Regions from separate parts of the Homo sapiens genome. Here all the other regions are linked to region 1. Evidence: chromatin loops called from intact Hi-C (ENCODE). Cell type or tissue: Calu3. All regions are shown on one strand. Links, peaks and the distances in the headings refer to the core of each region. The heading gives the core; the rest is flanking DNA.

Region 1 (7,884 bases), core at 1,531-6,530:
CCATCCCTAACAAAGCATGTACAGCTCTCGTCCAAATACTGATTACACTCCGCACATTTCAAACATGCCGCATGCCATTCCAAATCCGGAGAAACCCTCAGAATATACTGATCGTGAATCTGATTGCCGCAACCAACACATAGGGAAATCAGACGTTTTTCTGAAATGAAAATAAATACATGATTGACTAACCGTTTACTTCCTACAGAGATAAACACACTTTTAGTGTCGTTCTCTTATAGGGCGTACTCTGGGAGGTTTTTTTCTTTCTTTCTTTCTTTCTTTTTTTTTTTTTTTAGAGCATTGCACTTTGGGATGGTAATTGAAATGTGCCATCAAAACCTTGACTCATTTTTAAAAGGAGGTGGAATATATGTAAAATGCAGATTGGAATAGTCTACATTTGTACGCCTAGCACGCAATCAAACCCGCTCATTTTGTATTTCTCCCCCCCCCCTTCCTCTTTGCTATAATCATTGGGAAAGATTATGGATAAGTCAAGTCAAAGAAAAGGTTTTGACTAGAAGCGTTAAGTGAACGCAGGGATGTCTATATTTTCCGTGAAGCGCGCTCTTAAATAGCACACAGGACTGGATATTGTTAGCAAGAGCAGGCATAAATACAGTTGTCACTCGTTCTCTTTTGCAAGTCTAATGCTAATTCACATCTCTGGGCATTGACTGTGCAGGCAGACCTTTGCAACATAATAACCTTCTCGGAGAGCTCAGGATTCCCCAGGAGGAAATCACCGCTTAGCACCAGAAAGCTAGAGCTTTGGAGGGCACACAGGCGAATTCACACACAAGGTACAATCAGTTTCCCGAAGATAAGAACCGACAGTAAGCATGCAGGCGTGGCGGCAACAAGAAAAAGCCACCTTTTCTCTTTCTCCAGGCAATGACTCCAACTCCAAAGAGCCCTTGGCACCTCAGCCTGTGCCTGAGAGAGAACCCCGCACAAGAACAGCACACCGAGCCCCACAAGGTAAAATAGCCTCTTACTTTTTGGTGGATCTCCCATGTCTCCCATATCTGTAAGAGGGAGTAATGTCCACAGTGAAATGGTGGTTGTACAGTTGGTGAACAGCCCACAGAGAGGATGCTGGAGCTGTGGCTAAGTGGGAAATATTGGCCCCTGGGGTTGCCAATGCTGAAAGAGCCGCTGCTCGGCTGCGCCGCGCCCTCGCGGATCTAGGAGTCCAATTTAAGCCGGCGGAGTTGGCGGAGCGGAGGCGCTGCGGCGGCGGCAGACTCGGCGCGGCTCGGGCACCTCTCTTCCTTATCTCTTACTCAAACTTCTCTGCTCCAACTCAGCTCCATCGCCATTGGTCTGACGCAGCGCGCGGGGACGTCAGGCGAGCGCCGCGCCCATTGGCTGCAGGGCGCGCGGCGCAGCTGTTCTGATTATCATATTTCAGCCTCGCCGCCGCTGAGCGCCACTGACCGCTCGGCGAGCCAGCGGGAGAGGATTAGGGCTCCCGAGGCAACTTGCTCGGGGCTCAGGCCGTTCTCCCCCGAAGCTCGGGCTGCCGGGCTGTTCTGGCTCTGGCCTCCCTCTCCTCCTCTTCCTCTTCCTTCTGTCCCCTCCCGCGTTCCTTCCCGGCCGCGCCGCCTGCGCCCTCGCCTCCTGTGGCGCTGCTCCTCCGCCCTGCGCTCCTGGGGTCCCCGCAGTCCGGCTGGCCGCGTTGCGCGCGGGGCTCACTTTCTGCCGCCGGTGGCGAGTGGCTGGTGGGTAGGTCTACCTGTTGACGAGGTCCCTCCCGGGCTCTAGGAAAAGGGGGGAACTTGGAGCAGGCCGTTCAGCTTGGTTTGGTCCCCACGCCGTGGTGCACATCCCCGGGGCCTGGCCTGCCTTGGCTGCTCCGGAGGGCTAGTTCCTCCAGAACTGGCTGCGCTCGGCGCGCTAGGGGAAGAAGAATCGGGAATGGGATGATTAAACCCAGAGGAACTGTTTCCTGACTGCTACACCATTACTCCGTCTCCCCCAACCTCAGATATCTAAAAACGTTGGGTGGGAGGAAAGGGGCGCTTCTTGCTGTTGGGACAATCAGGTTGGAACGCACCGGTAAACCGAAGTTGACTCCGCGGACTGACTTTTTGTCTTTCAGACCCGCGAGGTCTGCTTCTCAGTTTAACTCTAGAATTGAAGCTCACTAACCCGAAGCCAAAGAGCGAAATGATCTTTCAGTAGTCTAAAGTTTGTAAGATTTTTATATACTGTTCAATTCTTCTCACTGCTGGTCTCCTGCCCTTTGTTTTTAAGCAAACTTGTGCAACTAGCTGTGGTATTTTGGTAATTATAAGGACAAGTCTCCATGACTTTGTGGAGATTTTTTAAAAATGCATTAGTCTAAGGGCGCGAGTAGGGAGGGATTTATTACAGAACAGTGAAAGACCTATTTCACGTCCCCAGGCGTTAATATATAATTTTCTCTCGAGAAACTACTTGGAGAGAGAAGACTGTTAGGTGCAACTCGCCGGTAACCTTCTTCAATCATTCTTACATGTTCCCATCATCTGTTACGGTCTCCCAAAGACAGTCACAGGAAGGCCACGAAGAACCCCCGCGCTTCCCCCAAAGCTTCTAAAAAGCCATTTCTTATCTAATGGGGCTGCCAGTTTTATCTAAAAAGTCCTACAGACACAAACCATAGAAGGCTTAATTTCGGTGTCTTGTTGCTGTGAGAAGACCCGGTGTGTTAGGAAACTCCTTTCTTTATATCTTTCGCAAAATCTAACCCTTGATAAGAGCTGTAAATCCTGGCCGGCCGCATTGGCTGGGCTTGAACGGGTAATGCCTCTCCAAAGCGGAAAGGGAATCAAAGATGCGTAAGTTTCCTCCTGACCTAGCTGAGGCTTTCTTCCCCAGGAACTAGTTTTGATTTGTTTTTTCTCAAGGAGGATTTCAAATTGGATCTGTCTTCCCTTCCATTTTTATTATAAGTTGTTTTAGAGCGCGTGTATGAAAGCGAAAGTTGGATAGACCTAGGTTGATAAGTTTACCAGTTGTGTGGTGTGTGTTTTTTTTTTTTTTTTTTTTTGGTCTGTTTCTAGTCTCTGGTATTAGATGTATGGAGCCTTTTGTCAGGCTGCTTTTGCAAAGCTGATGCTGTTAATCTCAATACGAAGCAAATCTTCCTAGTATTTGTGTGTGTTTCCCATAGAGATAAACATGTTGACCCTAGTAAAAAAAAAAAAAAAAAAAGATACCACCACAATGCCAGAAAATAGAGTTTTACCTAGTCATATTCCATCATGCCACTTTTATAAGATGGAATTAAACACCAGAAGCCACCAGAAGCCTGATGACTTACATTTGAGATCCACAAAGCACCCTCACTATCCATCCTCCTTCAAACCAGCCCCCACCTCCCACCCACAGTGTGGTATTTTAACTCCCTAAACCAATAAGCTATTACAAAGAATTATTGCAGATGATAGCACTTCCAAGTAGAAAAGCTTGCATGCGGCTTGGGGGAAACCTTTAGTAATAGACAATTTCACCTTAATGGTGAAGACAACATTTTCCTCTTTTCATTCTGCACCATTGTTGTAAACAAGTATTTTCTTAATAAGTTCCTAAACTGATAGAAGCAAGACGCATGGTGAAGATACCAGCATTAAAAGGAGACGTTTGAGGGACCCCACCATGATGGACATGCTCTGAAGTTCAGTGCATGTATCATGACACATTTTGCATTAAAATCCAAGTTAGAATAGCAGGCTTTGTAGTTTTACTTTACCTTGAAGTTCTAAATTGATCATGGATTATTATGATTTCCTCAGCTGATTGCTGTATGTGGATTTAGTGCATCAAATATATCTGTAAAATTTTGTATACATAAAACTGATGAGCAATTTATCCGTAATACTTGATCACAGGAGCGACCTCTTGTGTTCAAAGCGGGGATTAGACCCTCTCCTCTCAAAAAAGGACTCGTTTTGACCTTTGTATATTGTTAGGTCAAAAATATATCCTTGAAAACGGCAATAGTGTGAATCTCTGGTTTGATTCCTTTACTGAGAAAATGAGGAGTATGAGTAGTTATTAAGTGTAGTCCCCATCACCTCCAGGCTGCCTCAATATATCTGACAGTGTCTTTCAATATAAAAGGGATACTGAAATTTAAGTTCCTCTGGAGTCTGTGGCATCTGCCCATGTGCCCTTGTATACACCTTCCAAAATGTGGCTGTTACACCCAACCTCCTGATGGGCTCTTAGACTTGTGTTTTTGTGTACTGTTGCTTTCTCTGCTTTAGTTACCATTTAAACATTCCACATCAAACTTAATGTCAGATACAGATTCCTGCACAAACATCATGCTCTCAAGCTACATTTCAAAAATCTAAATAGGTTTTAATTGCAATTGAAAGGTAAAATTACACATTTAGCATTTATTTATCTCCCAATAACCTCTGGCAGATATAAATGAATTTTAAGTTGTTTCTTTGGGAAATCACAAACAGTAAGACAGCTTATTCCTTCTCATCTAACCAAGACTGGGAAGGGAAGAGGGGCTTTGATCAGCTTTCCAATGGAGGTATAAATTTGAGAATTTATTCCCAGGGAGATGATGCTATATGTTTAGCTCACATCAGAATCAGGTTTGAAAGAGTAGAATAAGTTACACTGCCAGTTTTACTGAGTAAGGTATTCAGATGAAAAAATATGTATAACTGAAGGATTTATATTTTCTGATGTCCACATCATATAATTTGGGGGCCAAAATGAAACAGGAAGATTTTATTTACCTCTAAAAATGGATATTGAGTAGATGCGTATGTATCCCCTTTCCCGTTTTTATCTTTTCTGTGTAGTCTCTAATGATGTAGAATAAGGCTATATAAATCCTCAGTATCTTTAATCATGTCCAAGGGTCAGATAAAATTATGTGCGTTTAAAGGGAGTTACGATTAACCATTTATATTCCACCGCGAACGGGGTGTGGGTGTTTAGAACCAATTTGCGTCTCTTCCCGTTGGTGGTGGTGGCTTATTGAGGAACAATCAGGAGAATCTGTGCTCTAATTTCAGAGAAAAGGAAGAGATACCAGTGGGTATGAAATGATTCTCTTTTTCTTTCCTTTTACTTAAAAAAATACTAAGCAATGATAATAAAGGCAGTTGTTAACAACAACAAACCTTTAGTTGTGATTCTTATTCTGATGCCTAGGACTCCTGCTGCGATTGTGGTTTTGTTGAGTGTCAATTGCTTTATTAACCAGATAAAACAGTCTGGGTGAATTAGCAAGAATTTTCTCTGCACGCAGAGCTTCCTAGCCTTACTTTCTGAGTTCAGGTAGTTGTTTCTGACACCAGCTTTCCTGGTATTTCTTGGCAGACGACAGGCCAGAAGGCACCGTTCTTGTGCGGTCTGTTGCTCGGTTCTCAGCCGAGATAGAATTTCATGCTCCCGGCATCGGGGCAGCTGCGAAACCACAAACCTCAGTTCAGTCCTGAGCATGCGAAGGTCCGCAGTTGATTGCAGGGAGGCGTTCGGCCAAGCGAGGACGGAAATTTGTATTCTCCCTTTAAAATTGTGCTTCTGAAAGTATTTACTATGACTTATCAAAAGCGGCTGGCAGTGTCAAGTGAAACCTTTTTCTTGCTTCCCCCTGCCCCCTAGAACTCCTAAGTGACCAGGAACAGACGATTTTTAACCGAGTTCTGCTGCGTGGAGCCCAGGTTGGCGCTAGTGAGTGCAGTGTGCTGACCCAAGTGGTGGTGGCCCAAGGACGCGCTGACCCGTACATTTGGCAAAGCTTTCATTAAATGTATCAGATTCTCGCGGAAGTGGTTGCAGTCCGGAGAGTGAAACAGCTATCTCTCAAGTCCTGACCGGTTCAGCTGAAATCTACATTTGCACTGAATCTGGCAAAACACGGACGGGTCCGCCCGAGATCTCAGGAAACCCAGAGCAAGTTACCTCCATGTAGTTGATCATTCTTTCTGAAAGGACGGACACCATTTACCCCACTGCAATCCTGTCCAACGGGCAGCTCTGAGTTTAGCTTTAGCGCCAAAGGATTGATTTCCCCCACCCGCTGGAGATTTACTGGGGACGAGCGGGGGAGGGGAGGCGAAGGTACCTCGGAGGAGGTCAAGTGGGGGAGGAGGAGGAGCAGCAGAAAATTACCAGCCAAGCAGGGGAGGGAGTTGGAAGCCCGGAAATATACCAGGATGCCTCAAGTAACCTTCCTTTAAGTCTCAGAATTCAGCCCTCGGAAAACAGCCTCATAAGGTGTCCTGGGAAGGAGTCCTCGGGTGGGCTGCGGAGGTGATGTCAAGAGTTACAGCTACTTTATGAATTAAACTGACGGCTAAGGCATGTCGGGACAGTTTAGTGTAAGCTGAATGGTGCGTGGACGGGGCAACTTTTAAAGAGAGGTGGGCAATCATTGGTGGCATCTACCAGTATATTCTGCATGTAACAGTAGTTTGGAAGCTGAAGAAAAACCCCTCAAATCCCAGTAAATGCCCGGTCAGTTCGAGAGAGATTTTAGGGACAATTTTGAAGGTCGCTGTCTGCTCCAACTCCGCAGAGATGAACAAGAGTGTGAACTCTGGCGCGGGTGTGTTTAGAATTATCTACGACTTCAGATCCATGCTGTTGAAACTCATCAATTCTTTGTGACTTCACGTGGAGAGAAGAATTTGCCCTGCCTCCCTACCTGCTAAATGCCGACTGAGAAAAGGGGCCCAGGAGACGACCCCTTTCAGAAAGAACGTCACTTCATCAACTCGGCTGAGTTATTAACTTGCTCCCCGAAAGGTCAACAACGCCTTCTCTTCTCAGCCGCACCGCGCGGAGATCAATCGCTTTACCCTAGGTAGCCTCTTGTTCAGGGCTCAGGAACTCCTGTCTTAAGGTCCTTCTGGGGCTCAGAAGCTGTGTTGTGTATGTTCTTTCCAAGAATCCCACCTGTCTGCTTTCAAGCACACACGGCGCTAGAAATTTAGCCTAGCCTGAGTCCTGGGATGAGAGAAGAGCTAAACAAAGAGACCCCAACCGTCCCCTTGGCCCCCTGCCCCGCCGTTTTGCAGTTTGCCAACCTTCTAGCTAGACAGCCCCCTAAGTCTCCGTGTTGCGAGTGAAAGAGAATTTTTCTATTTCATCTTCCCATTGACCGAAGCAGAAAAATTGAACCGAATCTACGCCCCTTGTTCTGATTCCTGCTAGAGGAAAACAGAAAATCATCCCGCAGGTCTCTTTCAGTCCCTGGATGGCGAGCGCAGCCCCTGGGAGGCCACACTTAGTTCTTTATTGTGAATCTCTCGCTACTCAAGTTCGTTCGGGACCAGGGCCTCGGATGGCCTCGGTTGCCCGTAAGTACGCGAAAGAAGAGGTGAATCCAATCGCTGGCCTAGAGGATAGTGATCAGACAACCCGAGGATTACTAAACAAGGGGCGGCGGTGTCCCTGTCTCATGGGGTTGGCGTGGGGCGGGGGGTAGGCAGCAAGATCCTCCAGGCTCCTGGATGCAAAGAGTGAGAAAGAAAGCGCAGCCTCTGGCAGCCTGCTTATAAATGCAGCCTTTCGGAAGATGAAACTTGCAGTCTTAGGTTGTCCTCCTTTATATCCATGTTCCAATCCTCTGGGCTTTCCTCGAAATGAATAAAATTGTGGAAATGAATGAATGAGAATATCACTTTAATTGTTTCAAACTCATTGTCAAGTCACCTTTTCTGCCATCTGCCAGAGGTTCAATTTGCGCTTCGTGTCTACATTCCAGAAAATTGTAAGGACGTTTCCTCTGCATCTGTCTGCCTTGTTGGCAGCGTGCGGAAACGATAACTGCACAGTTATTGGTACAGAATATTTTCATGACTAGCTTAATTCTAAATATCACCCCAAAATACAGATACCTTACTTCTTAGTTGGCAT
Region 2 (7,884 bases), core at 1,616-6,615, 460 kb before region 1:
GGGCGCTGCCGAAAAGATACTCGAAAATGTGGAAGCGACTTTGGAACTGGGTAATAGGCAGAGGTTGGAAAAGTTTGGAGGGCTCAGAAGAAGACAGGAAATTGTGGGAAAGTTTGAAACTCCCTACAGACTTGTTGAATGGCTTTGCCCAAAATGCCAATAGGGATATAGGCAATAAAGTCCAGACTGAGGTGGTCTCAGATGGAGAAGAGGAACTTGCTGGGAACTGGAGTAAAGGTGACTATTGTTATGTTTTAGCCAAGAAACTGGCAGCGTTTTGCCCCTGCCCTAGAGATTTGTGCAACTTTGAACTTGAGAGAGATGATTTAGGGTATCTGGCAGAAGGAATTTCTAGGCAACAAAGCATGCAAGAGCTTACTTGGGTTCTTTTAAAGATATTCACTTTTATAAGGAGAGCAGCGCATAAAAGTTTGAAAAATTTGCAACCTGACAATGGGATAAAAAAGAAAAATCCATTTTCTGGGGAGAAATTCAAGCCGGCTGAGGAAATTTGTGTAAGTAGCAAGGAGCCTAATGTTAATCCCCCAGACTATGGGGACAATATCTCTAGAGCATGTCAAAGACCTTCACAGCAGCCCCTCCCATCACAGACCTGGAGGCCCAAGAGGAACAGTGGTTTCGTGGGCCCGGCCCAGGGTCCCTGTGCTGTGTGCAGCCTTGGGACATGGTCCCTGTGTCCTAGCCACTCTAGCCGTGGCTGAAAGGGGCCAACATACAGCTCAGGCTGTGGCTTCCGAGGGTGGAACCCCCAACCTTGGCAGCTTCCACTTGGTATCGAGCCTGTGGTTGCACAGAAGTCAAGAAGTGATGTTTGGGAACCTCTACCTAGATTTCGGATGTATGGAAATGCCTAGAAGCTTAGGCAAAAGTTTACTGCAGGGGCGGGACCCTCGTGGAGAACCTCTGCTAGGGCAGTGTGGAAGGGAAATGTGGGGTCAGACCCCTCACAGAGAGTCCCTACTGGCGCATTGCCTAGTGAAGCTGTGAGAAGAGGGCCACCGTCCTCCAGGCCCCAGAATGGTAGGTTCATTGACAGCTTGCACTGTGTGTCTGGAAAAGCCACAGACACTCAATGCCAGCCCGTGAAAGCAGCCAGGAGGGAGGCTGTACCCTGCAAAGTCACAGGGGCGGAGCTGCCCAAGAACATGGGAACCCACCTCTTGCATCACCGTGACCTGGAGTCAACGGAGTGTCATTTTGGAGCTTTAAGATTTGACTGCCTCATTGGATTTTGAACTTGCATGGGCGCCTGTGGTCCCAGCTACTCGGGAGGCTGAGACAGGGGAATTGCTTCAACCCGCGTGGCGAAGGTTGTAATGAGCCAAGATCGATTGCACCACTGCACTCCAGCCTGCGCCAGGGAGCGAGACTCCGTCTCAAAAACAAACAAACAAACAAAAAAAAAGTAGCTCTGGGAAATGGTAATGAATATAGCATGCATCTAATTGCTTCTCCGCCAGCTGTAGCATTTGGAATGGCTGTATTTATCCAATACCTGTACTCTCATTGTATCTATGAAATAACTAGCTTGCTTTTGATTTTACAGGCTTATAGGCAGAAGGGACTTGCCTTGTCTCAGATGAGACTTTGGACTGTGGACTTTTGGGTTAATGCTGAAATGAATTAAGACTTTGGGGGACTATTGGGAAGGCATGATTGCTTTTGAAATGTGAGCACATGAGATTTGGGAAGGGCCAGGGGTGCAAAGATGTGATTTGGCTGTGTCCCCACCCAAACCTCAGCTTGAATTGTATCTCCCAGAATTCCCGGGTTGTGGGAGGAACCCTGCGGGGGGGGGGGGGGGGGGGTAATTGAATCATGGGGACCTGTCTTTCCTGTGTTATTCTTGTGATAGTGAATAAGTCTCCCAAGATCTGATGGGTTTATCAGGGGTTTCCACTTTTCCTTCTTCCTCATTTTCTCTTGCTGCCACCATGTAAGCAGTGCCTTTCCCCTCCCGCCATGATTCTGAGGCCTCTCTGTGGAACTGTAAGTCCAATCGAACCTCTTTTTCTTCTCAGTCCTGGGTAGGTCTTTATCAGCAGCACGAAAATGAACTACTACAGTACTATCCCAGACTTGTTCTTTACTTTAATATTTTAATGTAACTAGCCAAAGTTAACAAAAATTAAAATGCCCTTGACAGTTTAGAAAGGTACATTTACCATATACATGATACGTAAGAATTTTGTTTCATTTTGCTTTTAAAATTCAGTAATGATAGTACATTTATTGAATGCCTTTCAGGTAGCTTTAAGTGATTTTGCTTTTCTACTCTCTTTGACCACTTAAACTATTATGTTTTAGTGATGTGTTTCCCAAAATCAAACTAGCTTTGAATTCCTTGAAGAGCACTTGATTTGTCAATGATGTACTTTAGGTTTTGTATCTACATTTACAAATACAACTAATCTTCCGTTCTCTTTTTTGTTTTTTCGTTACATGTTTTGACACATGAATTTTAGTAACTTTGTAAGGTGGATTATTATTCCTACTGATATTTATTCTCTACAAGTATCACTGAAAATTTAGAAGTCGAATTTTGTACCAATCACTGATGCTGTGATAAATATCATCCATATTAGTTTTCCTAATTATAAAAACAGTAACGCTGGACTGGGTGTGGTGGCTCATGCCTGTAATCCCTGAGTTTTAGGAGGCCACAGCGGGTGGATCACCTGAGGTCAGGAGTTTGAGACCAGCCTGACCAACAAGGTGAAACCCCATCTCTACTAAAAATACAAAAATTAGCCGGGCATGCTGGAAGGTGCCTGTAGTCCCAGCTACTTGGGAGGCTGAGACAGCGGAATTGCTTGAACCCAGGTGGTGGAAGTCACAGTGAGCCAAGATCCATTGCACCACTGCACTCCAGCCTGCGCTGAGGGAGCAAGACTCCGTCTCAAAAAAAAAAAAAAAAAAGTAACACTGGGAAATGGTAATGAATATAGCATACATCTAATTGCTTCTCCACCAACTGTAGCAATGTTTTATTTAAAGCAATTAAGAAATTGTGCTTTGACAGGTTTCAAATTTCACCCATCTGCTTACATATGATTTTCTGGATGGATATATGAATATTAATAGCAACTCTGTAAACAGGTGCTACAATTCTCTTCGTGAAACAATTTTGTCACATATGCATAGTCCTGGTCAGTAATGACCTAATTTTATTACTGTTTACTATCTAATAGCTCAAATGGCAGTGACATCATTTATCCTATGGGTGGCATCTGCTCCCCATGTCATTGTTATGTGTGTGTGTGCGTTTGTGTGTACATATGTATATATTCTTAGCAACCATTTTTGTAACAAACAGCAACTGTAGTTGAGGGTGGGGAATTCAGAATCTGAGAAATGGTAATTATTTATTTGTGACATATATATGAGTATAATAAAAATGCATTTGTATTTATACCAATATTATACATTGGTTTAATTTTCTCTTTTTAATTAATTGTTTATTATAAACAGGATTGGTGATACTTTTCTTGAAATGTTGAGTGAACTGACTCATAGATGAGATGAAAGTTCATATATTTCATGCATTTTGCTCTCAATAAGAATAGTATAAATATTCCAAGTGTTTGAATGTACAAATTTGACATTCCTGACCTGCATTTCTTGCTTTCCACTTTTATGTTTAAAGTTCATCACAAAATTTTTTAAATGTTTATTTCAATCTTAATGTTATTGTGAACTTGATCTATTTCATTAAATATATTATTTGGAATTATGTTCTACTTATTTGTTTATGGGTTCTTAGATCTTTAGGTATTATTTCGATTTGGCATTAGCAAGTCTAAGAAAGTACTGCCTTATGACAAACTTATGTCACAAGAACAGAATTTAGTATTACAAATAATATAGAATAATCAAACAGAGGCTGAAATATTAGTGAAAGTAATAATTCATTCACACAGAGAAAGAGAATACTGTATTTTAATGCTTCTACTACTATTTTAGGACCAGAGGTCTTTCATGTGTAATCTCTTCATTTGCTCCAACCAGTGCCCTCACATCCTCTGACATTTAAGGAACTGACACTACTAAACTGTGAGAAATTAAATGCAAACATTATGGATAATAAATTCAGATATCTTCAGAAATAAATGGCAATAAAGGAGATGCTTACCTACTGTAGAAGTTTTATTCTTCCACTATGCAGCATAATGCCAAAATATCTGGAATATTTCGGGTTGTGATTGCAAAAAATATATAATTCAGGTTCCTGCCTTTAAGAAGCTTACAATCTGCTCATTCACAAAGCATAACGAGTATATAATAGGCAATAAATGTTTTTATACAAACTGCATACGTAATAGCTTTTATTACATATAAACATAAAGAAAATAATAAAACTGAAGTTGAACATCAAGAGCTCTTTATAAGTCACAAGTTTTATGATGCAGTATAGGCTTTCTATAGTTCTTTAAAAGAGAATAGAACAAATACAACAGATTAAAGTAAAACTAGTTTTCAGTCAAAAGTGTTTAACATTTGTCAAAGTATTAAGCACCACGTAGAAAAAAAATATGGAGCACTTTTTAAAAAATTACCTTTGCAAATACTTTGAAAAACCTATGATTTCAACAATTACTTTCTAAAATTTGGTATAAATATGACAATTTTCATTGCAATTTATAAATTCTGAGAGAAGAGAAAGAAGGAAGTAAAGATGTAAGATGATTGACAACTTTGGATCAATGTGATGATTGTATCAATTTCAGATTCTCTGCTAACAATAGGTGCCTGATTGGATACCCCTGACTTTATTGGGAAGTGGATGGAATGTAATATGCCTTGCAGTGCATTAGTTGTTTGCGTTGATTGAATGAAAGACAAATCTCACATGGAGGAGAGTCTGAATCCCATCACTGTTACAATTACATTGAACACCAGTGGGAAAATGCCCTGTTGCTTCTGCAGTCTGCTGCAAAGTAGTAGACTTTTCTAGGCCACTGGCTTCCAGAATTCCAGATGATTTATTTTTCAATAAATTGATATGTATTTACATACATATACTTAATAGTAAATTAAATGATTGAGTTTAGAAAGCACTCTGTTTTAAAATAGGCATCTCCATCTCTCTTTTCAATTGCAAGCATTCAATAGTGTGTAACAGCAGATGGGCCTACTGACACTGAAATACACAAACTGTGTAATATTTTATAACTTTTTTTCTCCTGTATTAAGTGATGACATAAATGAAAAATATGGCAGGAAAGCAAATCATTAGTGTCTCTTCCTAGGAGTAAAATAAAAACTTTGAACTGTTGAGAGTTGAAACCCATATTTTCTTTGTGACCAATTTATAACATCTTTGCACCATGTTCCATGTAAGTGCTCTTTCTAAGAGTAAAAGAAACTAAATACACCATTGATTGAATTAATTTAGCATAGTATGCCACATAAATGCCTTGTAAACAAATAAAGACATGTATTTTTTAAAGCTTTTATTTTAGTCACCAACTTGGTGCCATTCATGTTTACCTACTAGATGCTGGTGGGCTACTGGGATTCTGAAAACAAACAACAGAAAACTAATCTGATTGAAGTGGCTTTCTAAGTAACATTTTAAAAAACTATTTATCAAACCTCTTTGCTCTGTTAGGCTTCACAAATGACAAGGCTATTTTAGAGTCATAAACCTCCATGCCCTGTGCAGTTGTGGCATGCAACCAAAGACGACTCGAGAGAAAATGAAGCTCTAATTGACTACAGCTGCTCACGCCTAACATTTCCCAACAGCATCCCAAGATTCTTAGATTGGTGTTTCTTCTTCCCTCCCAAACACAGACCAATGTGAACCTCCTGTGATCTATCAACTGGGTAAACTGAGGAATCCTTACGGTGGTCCCTGGGGTCCCTACATGGCCTAAGGCATGAGTGATCCTGCACCCAAAAAGCCAATGATTGATATGTGTTTGATTGCTATTCACTTGTTACATTCAGCACTCAGAAGGAAAGTAAAATGACAGTAATTTTCTTTGCTCACATATCATTTCTAACCTGGTACAAGGCTTTGCCTTCAAATCATAGGGAAGTGTTCTGTCCTTCGGAAGTTGCTATTGAAATATAGAATAGAACCATTACATTTTATTGGCTTAGCCTTTCCCTGCACTGCCTATAAAAACAGACACCGCTTTAAAATCTCTCCCTAATGTCCACTTTCTTGAGGGTGGAGCTGACCTCAAGAAGTTTACTACTTGTCTGTTAGTTAAGACTAATTAACTTTGACTTTGTTGTTAGGGCATCCTAATCTGGGGGTTCATCTTAAATAAACTGAAGAAAAACTGAATTCAGACCAAGAACTGGACAGTGACTGTTTATAACTTTATGTATTGAGACTTCTTTTTCTTTACTGCATGGCACTTACTTGTAAGGAAATTTTGTAAATGCGTAATCAATTCACCATTCTTTGATAACTACTCTACTGCTAAACCTTTTTTTATGATGGTGTTGCTTGCCCCTTTTCAATAAGAAATTCATCTTCAATGAAACCCGCCTTGAAATATAGAAAATAATTATTTTGCTAATTATTATGTTGTTTTGACATTAAAATACTAGCACTTTCCTGGATGTGAAATGATTTGTTCACATTGATTTTTAATGGTAACATTAATCTATAGACATTAGTGGGATCTTCTGAAGAAATAGGTCACTTAAATTTTTATTTCCTAAGTGAGAATCTGGGTTACATTTTAGTTTTTTTAAACATAACTTATATATGAAATTAATATATACAAATATTGTATCATTTTATTAAAATTACTATAATAATTTTATACTAATTTATACAGAGTTTTTTTGCATTACACAAGGGTTTCATAACAAAACATTTTAATATAAACCTTATCAGGTTCAAATCTGAATAATAACTCTAAAAAGTAGTGTTTATACAATACCTTATATTTACATGTCAATTATATCAATATAACTGAATAGCATTTTAACTTAACTAATGGTCAAAATAATCCTAAACAATAAAGTTATTATATAGCCAGTTTTTTAATCTTAATTTTTTATTTTATTTTGATCCACTTATATTTAAAAGTATTTACCATAAGAAAAATTTATTTATAGTCTTTCTCAGTGTAACAGAAAAATAAAAACATTCCAGAAATGCATCTTTGATAAGAGAAACTTTGTTTTCCCAAACACTATAAATCACAATGCTGAATCTCATTGACCAATGGCCAAATCAAAATGTGCTATTGGTCAAAAGGGAATCAGTGCTCTGAGATCTAACATAAGCTCAAGTTTTAGACAGAATCTTTTGAATCTAACCATTGGATAAGATTCACAGATAATGGCAGGTGCTGTGAGATAGACTTATCTGCTCTTGGCTGTGTCCTTGGCATATGCAGTTTTTGATGAACATCAAGGCCATTACAGTTTAGAATGATTGAAATAAACACTTCTTGCAGTCAGGTACTAATATATGTATATTAGGAGGTATGGATACAATGTGGGTTGTCATCTATCTATCTATCTATCTATCTATCTATCTATCTATCTATCATCATCTATCTATTTGAATGATTTATTTTAAGGCATTGGCTCACATTGTGGGATCTGGCATATCAAAAACATGTAGGGAAATCCATCACGTTGGAAGTATACGGGAGTTGATGTTGGAATTCTAAGAATGAATTTTTTGTTATTCAGGACACCTAAATTTTTTCTGTTAAAGGCCTTCAACTGCTTCTATGAGGTTCACCCACATATTCAAGGGTAATCTCCTTTACTTCAAGTCAACTGATCACAGATGTTAACCACTTGATAAAATACCTTCAAAACACCTAGATTTATCTTTGATTAAATAACTAGGCACTATAGCCTAGCCAAGTTGATATATAAAAT
Region 3 (7,884 bases), core at 1,616-6,615, 300 kb before region 1:
TGAGAACCGATGTGGCATTTAGATTATGAATAAGAAATATTCCAACTTAAATGTGCTGTTATATTGCCGGTATGAGTTTTAGGAGGTAGTTACTTGAGACACTTAGCAGCTACTCATAGAGTTAGATATTGAAATCTCAGTAGAGCCAAGATTCCTACTCCCAGTAAACTAAGTCTCAGTGTGACAAATAAAAGAAAGCATGTGAGTGAGATAGGTAAACCCCTAAAAGTGTTATTTCATCTCCCTCTCTAATATTTCAAATGTAGACCAAAGGGGAAAAAAGAGGAGAATAAATTTGGAACCATATTTTAAAATGTTTTCCAATTCAGAATGCTTAATGGATGCATTGAAATTCACTTTGAATAATGAAAGCAATTTTTTTTTCTAAAACGCTCGTTTAAAACCATGTTTTATTAACAAAGCTCTTAGGGGAATATTCTCTACTCTCTCAGGAACAATCACCCTTGGTTAACACAGAACCCTGGTCCTGTTTATTAGAACACATTAAAAATCAAATCACTTTCTTCCCCTCATACTTGAAGAAAGCAAAAATGTTAAAACAATTTGATAAAGATTTAATCATATTTCAACATTACCTTGGACATACTTTATGTATGTGTAAATCTTAAAAATTCCATCTTATACAATTTTCTGATAAAATGGTATTCCTGTCTGTAATTTTTAAAATTTCACACTAATTTAGCTACAGTAATTTTCGTTTAAAGTAAGAAAATGCTTCACCAGGCAGAATATAATTTATATCATGACCACAAGAATAACATTATGAGAGAAAGGCTATTGTTCATATATTTCACAGATTCTCATGTTTTAAGAAAGAGTGTTGTAAATTCAGCTTACTAGAATCTTTAGTAAAATATATTTATCAAATTCATCTGTTTGATAGCACAAAACTTGAATTTTTTTCCTTTTATTTTAAGATTTTTCTAATCTGGCAGTGAACTGAATAAATCTGCAATGTCTGTAGCTGGTTTATTCATTATTCAACCTGAGAAAACGTACAGGATGGTAAACCATATAAGTATGCCACATATCATATCGGTGAGGCCTTCCTTGATGCTACCAGATGTTTTACTTGCTCTCCTGTGCCTGAATACATCTATCACTGTACTTATCATGTAACTAGAATTAATTGTTTGCATGTCTGTTGCCCCTTACAAAACTATGAGCTCAAGGGCTCCTATTTACCAACACTTAGCACAAACATATGGTTAGCATTAACTAAATAAAAGTCTGTTGGATGAATAAAAGAATGTATGCAATTAAAATAATTATAGTAATTATAGTAGTAACAGTTCTAATTTACTGAGACCTTATTATGTGATAGGTAGCATGCTAGCCGGGTTATATAGATTGCTTTCCTTTCTTCTCACAACAACCTTGTATTAGAGATGTTACCATTATCTATTTACTAGATAACGATATCAGACTTGAAACGATGAACAGCAGTCTTGTAGTTTCAACTGAAGTCTTTCTGTTTTCAAATCTTGGGACTTAGTATGGTATAGTTAGTAAGAGTCTGGCCTGAAGAACACACTGCCTAGGTTAGACTCCTGGTTAAGTCTCTTATTAGCTGCATGGCCATGGGCAATTTATGGAATAGTTCTAAGCCTCAGTATCTTAACATTCCTATGCCTTGGTTTCCCATTTGTAAGTTAGAAATAGTGAGAATTATCCATGTATGAGATTGTGTTGAGTTGCAAATGACTATTACACTCAAAGCACTTAGAATTATTCCCTGGCTCTGGTAAGTACTAGGTAAGTGTTAGCATTTTTATTAGCATAGATTGCATCCATATTATGCTATATATTTCGCATTGTAAATTTTTATTGCCTAATTTACCACTCTGCTTTCAGTTCTAGAATAAACTGCAAACCTGCTATAAGTTATTCACTCTGCAGTTACACTGGCACAATATTTACACAGGCCCTGGTCACTATTTCTTACAATCAAATTCCTTTGATACAAAGCTCAGGTTAAAACTGAGCAAGACCCTGCAGGTGTAACTTTGTGCTACCTAAACAAAAGAGATGAATAGATGAGGTGTCTGAGTATGTCTAGACAGAAACAGAATCAGAGAAACAAATGATCTGGGGCATCATATGTCATACTATTACAAGGCCGATTTGTCAGTATACTATACTTGGTGGAATATTGGATTTTGAGGAAAGAAAGGAAATGGTAAAGTAACATTGGTTAATTCACTGCAAGTATTCCATGTATTAGGTTTAACACAGATTTAAATAACAATAGCATGAAAAAAGGAAATGGAGCTACATATCATTGACATTGAATAGTAGCTCTGTTTTGGGAAGGTTATTTTATCTTTTAATGGTGCCAGGTGTAAGATACAAGGAAGACATTCCTGAAGGACATTGCAAGAAACAATAGAAATTCTTAAACAGAGAAACTCCTTGAACACTAGAAATAACCAGGATGATTTGTTGCCTTTCAGTATACAATATCCATTTGTTAACAGTGAGCAAGAATTAGTTCCACAAGCAATTAGTGCAATAACTTCCACTAATCTTGATCTGTTGCACCCTACAATTTGCTCTTAATATTAAATAAAATATTAAAATGTGTGACTGTTTTTATATCATCAACCTTAAAAATCTCACTAAGTTATTTTAATCAATATACTTGTTTTAAGTAAAAGCCATTTAATCTCCTGACTTATACATTAACCTTCCATTAAGTATTAGTGAAGAAGTTAAATGTACCTTAGTCAATAATGCTAATGCAGGAACTGTTGTATTACCTATGGAGAAATGCGTATTCATATTATGTTAAAGTGGCTATCCTTAACGATTAACCATTATGTGTTAGGAAACTGATAATAAATTTGAAATATTCCATGATAAAATGAATTATAATGTTGAAACTGAGTTCTCTGTACTGTAATAATTTTGAAATGAGGTCATCTGCTTCTTCTGGTCAGTGCCTTTTAAGGCAATGATATTGAAGTGATGAAGACACCCTCGGTGACACTTTAACCTCACCTTGCGGTTTCACATCTTGGTGGGTAATAAATGAGGCTGCTAATTGAAACTGAAATGTATGAATCTATTGCATGGTAGTGTTTTAGCAAGCACTCTTTTTGTTTAAATAATGTGCCAATATCTGTAAGCTGCTTACTGTATGTAGAATTTCTTCTACCTCAAAACCATGTTACACATTTTGGTCTATTTCTTTATCAAGAAATGATATTCATTTTCAATCTCCCTTCCAGCACATTCTTCTATTTCTCTAACATTCTTCTGCAAATTTCCTCCCCACCAAAATCTTATTTTATGGTAAGAGTATTAATATAAATTCTAATGGGTTTGCAAGACCACACAAATGCATTTGCTTTCTCATTGAGGAAAATTTATGTACCTAGGTAAAAAGCTGCTTACTAGATAGGCAAGGAAAATATGTAGACTCTAAATTTTCCAGATATCTCCTTCCACTGTTGCAATTAAAAATGAAGATGCTTATTCATCATTACAATTCCATATCCATAAATTTTCTTCCATGTTTGTATTTGACATAACAAATATGATTTCATAACTTAAGCAAAAAAATAACTCAATGTCAGCAAGTTGTCAAAATCATCTCAAATTAAATGGCTTATTGCTCTTGTCTTTGCCACCTGTAGGTGTCCTTGCAGTACCTCAGGAGAAGAGGCTAATATTTTGAAATATTTTTATATATGTGTGTGTGCGTTTCGTATATTTTCAGTTTATTAAGAAAAGTGCATAAAGTCTACATAACCCACTAAAATTGTGTCTTAACTTCTTTAAGACAACAATAGCCTTTTAATTTATTGATATAAAGGAACAAAACAGAAATTAATGTCTACTCTGATATTTAGTAAAATGTTTAAACCCATGGTGCCATTTTTTGCCTAATAATTTGTTTAAAACTATTCTGAGGCTGATGTTAACTCAATAGTTGCCTTATTCTTTATGCCAATTGCTTAAGATCTCAGTTCCTCCCTGTGGGAAAATATTTTTCCCATATCTCTTGTATCATCAGTTAAATAAAAGTTATTACATTTAGAGTTACATGGTGTTTTAATCACTTATTTGTTATATATTATAACATGCATAACTCCAAAATCAAAACTAAGTTTTTACATTGCATTATTTTAGGAAAATCTTTGTTAATAAAGAATTCATTCTGGGCACTCATTTTTCATAACCATCACTACATAATTTTTATCCCATTTCAAGGTGGCCTATGTTACTTTTATTTCATTATACCCTTATCCATAAAAATACTCTGAAAACCTCTTGGAATTTCAAACTTGCAAATGTTTTTGACTTTAAGAAGAAAATAAGATAACCAACCAGGACATGAAAACTGTGTGTAGTATTTATAAACACGTTTCTTTTATAGAAGTACTCTGCATTATTTCATCAACCTAGTAAGCGTCATACTTACATTGAACACTAACTATGAGGCAAGCATAATTTTCAATTCATTTTAGCTTCACAATGCTGCTGGACATATCTACTATTTCTCCTCTTAAAAATGGGAAAATACAGGTACAGAGAAGTTAAGTTTGTTCCCCACAAAAGACACAGGAGGATTTGGTCAGGATTTGGAGCTGGGCCATTGACTCTTGAGTCAACGCTTATACAATACCCTGCATTCCCATGATGCACTGTAATGAAGTACTGTGGAGAAAGGTCTTATAATTATTGAAAGATTCTTCTTTAATATATATTTTTCTTTTACTGATGAACAGGTTTGAGCAATGATAAAATTATACACATAGAGAATCATCGTGGGCTAACTCTTACAGAACCGCCTTTCTTCCCCTAAATGGGAGAAGAAAAGCAGAGATTTCATTCTGTAACATTGTCTTTACCACAGGCTTTTATTCAACATAATTCACTTTTTAAAAATTTTGAGAAAAATCAAGCTGATGGGGATTCTCTTTACTGCATTCATTCCTTAGAAGGCTCTGTAAGCTACAAGACAGCAGAAAATAAGATCAAGGTAGACAAGTGTCCGCATACATATTTAGGGGAATAGAAACCAAACTTCATTCTAACCCAGTGGTAACCAAGTAATCAGTTACTGTCCAGGAAACAATGAGGATGAAATAGGCTGCTCCCAGAGACATAAGGCTGTGTGAGTAAAAAGGGAACGCTGACTCCTGGGCAGCATCTGGAAGGATGACAGAAACTAAAGACAAAAGGTTGTCCTCCCCTGATGCATTGGTACTTTAAATAACTGAACATCGCCCAAAAAAAAGCAAGGAATATGATCAACAAATGAGGGCCATCCATAAAAGGATAGGCTCAGCACATTAGGACAAGGTAGATACGGAGATAGGATATCACTGCAAACTCTAACATTATGAAAGGAGATGCAGGAGACATTTGTATAGGCTGAAAAAACTCAGGTGGAAAATAAAATGAAGTAAAACCTCATCTTAAACAGGCACATATATACAACTCTTTATAACTAAGAAATAATGAGGAAAATGTACATGGATAGAATGAGAGCTATTGGCAGAAGGTAAGAAGACTTCAGTGATAGTCTTAATTGCTTTATGTCATATATATCCTATCTGGCTTTCTACAAATCAGCTATGAGAGTTCCTTGCACAGACAGAATACCAAATCAGATGCACCATGTTTATACAGCATGATATTAATTATGCCCCTTGCTCCACAAATTTTCCAGTCTTATCTCCATCCACAGTTACATGAGTTTAACCCCAGGAATTCTCTTAGATTTTAAACAAGCTTATAGTTGCTTTGATGAGGTGAATCACACATATGCAAAATAAATAAATAAATAAAATGATTAAATGGAGGTAATAGAAAGGCAGAGAATTACAAGTGGTGAAAATGACCTATCGATTAAGGAATATGCATCTTTTCTATAAGCAACATATTTTAAAAATGATATTTATTACCAATAAAGTGAGCAAACTGATATATGTGTTGATTTTCATTGGTTGCCATGTTTTGGAAAATGACATAGTTTTCCTTTTTCTGTTTCTTCTATTAAATATTTTGTTAAGAACATGTGCCAGCAAATTCTTCTAACTACCTGCTGGTTGTAAGTTAAATACTTTTGCAGACTGCCTTGATTCTCTTTCAGGTCAGCAGGGTACTACTTAACAAATGGAAATTAATTCTATAATAGTCCAGATGTATTCAAGCATTATACAGTTGTGATTTAAAGGTATGAAAAGAATAATATCATGGGTATTTTATATATATATATATATATATATATATATATATATATATGTTCTCCATTAACATTCATCCATGTAAGAAGTATATCTGTTAATCAAGGAAGCTTCTACATACAAGTACGTAAGGCAGATTTTTTGTATTGTCTGTGTAGATTACTAATCCTGACACAGTCTTCTCATTAATAGCATTTAGTATAAAGTTACATTGCTCTACAATATTATGGAAATTATAAGACCATTAATGACACAGTGCCCTCATACCTATTCTCCTCAATTTCCTTCCCTTATTATTCCACTGCTTCTCTTTCTTTCCGTGATATTTTCTGAGCTCAGATTTAATTTAAAAACAATATTTTCTTGATTCCTACCCTCCTCTCAGATTACCCCCAGCACCTCCTTGTTTATCTAAAGCCTGACTTTTGCTGAGGATCATCCGTCTTGCCTAGAGTAGATACTGTATCTTCCCAGCTTCCCAGTATGGCACCACATATTTTATTCCTCTTCTCTATTGGAAACCCCCTCTTTTGCTTCACTGGATTTCTATTACTCTCAGCCACTTATTGTCATTCATATTAGACTGGAAACAAGCTCACTAGTCTTTCTCTTCGAGATTTAACATTATATGAAAACTTCTGATACAAAGGATTTGCCATATTGCAGGGAAGAGTTTTGGGGTTGGCTTCATAAATTGAAGTTCATTGGTAAATTGAGGGAACACTTGTCAGCCAACTGGACTTTGGAAGAAGATAGAATTTCCAGGTGTTCTCAGCTTATGTACTCCCACTGGTTTTATCCAGAATTAGCTTTAGGTAATAAATCTTATGTTTTTTTCTGGAAAACCACAGCACTTAGGAATAGAAGACTGAGGTTAAGCCAATGTCCTTCATCCTGATGCTAAAGGGTTCTGCGCCATCTAGCAGTCAAGATCCCATGCAGACTTTGTTGCTCTTCCTGCCATCACTGGGGAAGGCTTCTCCCAAGTCCTCTACTGCTCTTCATTCTGGCTGGACTTGTGCCTAAGTTTAGTGATTTTCTGAACACTAGCATCCTTCCTTCCCCTCAATCCCACTTTTACCATAGTGTTACCTACTGATTTTCTTCACTTTCTTTTCAAGTCTTCTGTTCCAACTCCAGTTTCCAACAACTACCTCCCATCCTTTCTGGTCTCCAACACACTTACTCCCAGAATGCCCTTTTATCTGTCCATTTTTGCTCCTGTAGGTATTTCTTTTTTGAACCTACACTATATTTCCTTAAAGATAAACACTAGTATATTTGTTATTCTGGTCCTTATATCATTCAACTGCACACATCAAAGTCTCACAGTTGGATCAATTACTCCATTTGACATTCTATTTTTATAACCCAGCTGCTTGGCAGGTAGAGAAAAGAGTATTACAATCAAGGAAATGTTTACCAATTACTTATAGTTTGCCAAATCACAAACAGGAAAAATATGTGCCCTGCCCTAAAGATATTTACAATTACCTAACCACACAAATCTTAACTGACCCTAAGTGTTATTTTACACGTCAGCAGCAAACCACCATGGCACGTGTATACCTATGTAACAAAATTGCATGTTCTGCACATGTACCCTAGAACTTAAAGTATCATAATATCTTTCTTAAATCTTGGGACTATGTATGGGACAAGTCCT

The links. Hi-C counts contacts between places; a loop is a spot of excess contacts. Peaks named below come from ENCODE experiments on the same cell type or tissue, not always from the same donor. Only the 100,000 strongest peaks of a DNase experiment are listed, where the experiment ranks them.
Region 2: a loop joins it to region 1, with 8 times the contacts of the local background. A loop is called at or near these places in 5 of 110 quality-filtered maps.
Region 3: a loop joins it to region 1, with 9 times the contacts of the local background. A loop is called at or near these places in 7 of 110 quality-filtered maps.

The regions. Positions count from the first base shown.
Region 1 is chr5:51,376,817-51,384,700 of GRCh38, reverse strand. It overlaps ISL1-DT (ISL1 divergent transcript), which reads left to right and starts at 1,369. Exons shown (of 2, transcript NR_046243.1): 1 at 1,369-1,727; 2 at 5,626-7,884. It overlaps ISL1 (ISL LIM homeobox 1), which reads right to left and starts at 1,253. Exons shown (of 6, transcript NM_002202.3): 1 at 1,002-1,253; 2 at 1-160. The coding sequence starts at 1,029. In Calu3, for the core only: no CTCF peak of the experiment used is centred there; DNase peaks (open chromatin) are centred at 2,760, 3,900, 5,430 and 5,680.
Region 2 is chr5:51,836,871-51,844,754 of GRCh38, reverse strand. No RefSeq gene overlaps it. Among named protein-coding and RNA genes, the nearest start is that of LINC02118, 170 kb to the left of the region's middle. In Calu3, for the core only: no CTCF peak of the experiment used is centred there; no DNase peak of the experiment used is centred there.
Region 3 is chr5:51,680,739-51,688,622 of GRCh38, reverse strand. No RefSeq gene overlaps it. Among named protein-coding and RNA genes, the nearest start is that of ISL1, 300 kb to the right of the region's middle. RefSeq lists an enhancer at 2,419-3,003. In Calu3, for the core only: a CTCF peak has its summit at 3,659; no DNase peak of the experiment used is centred there.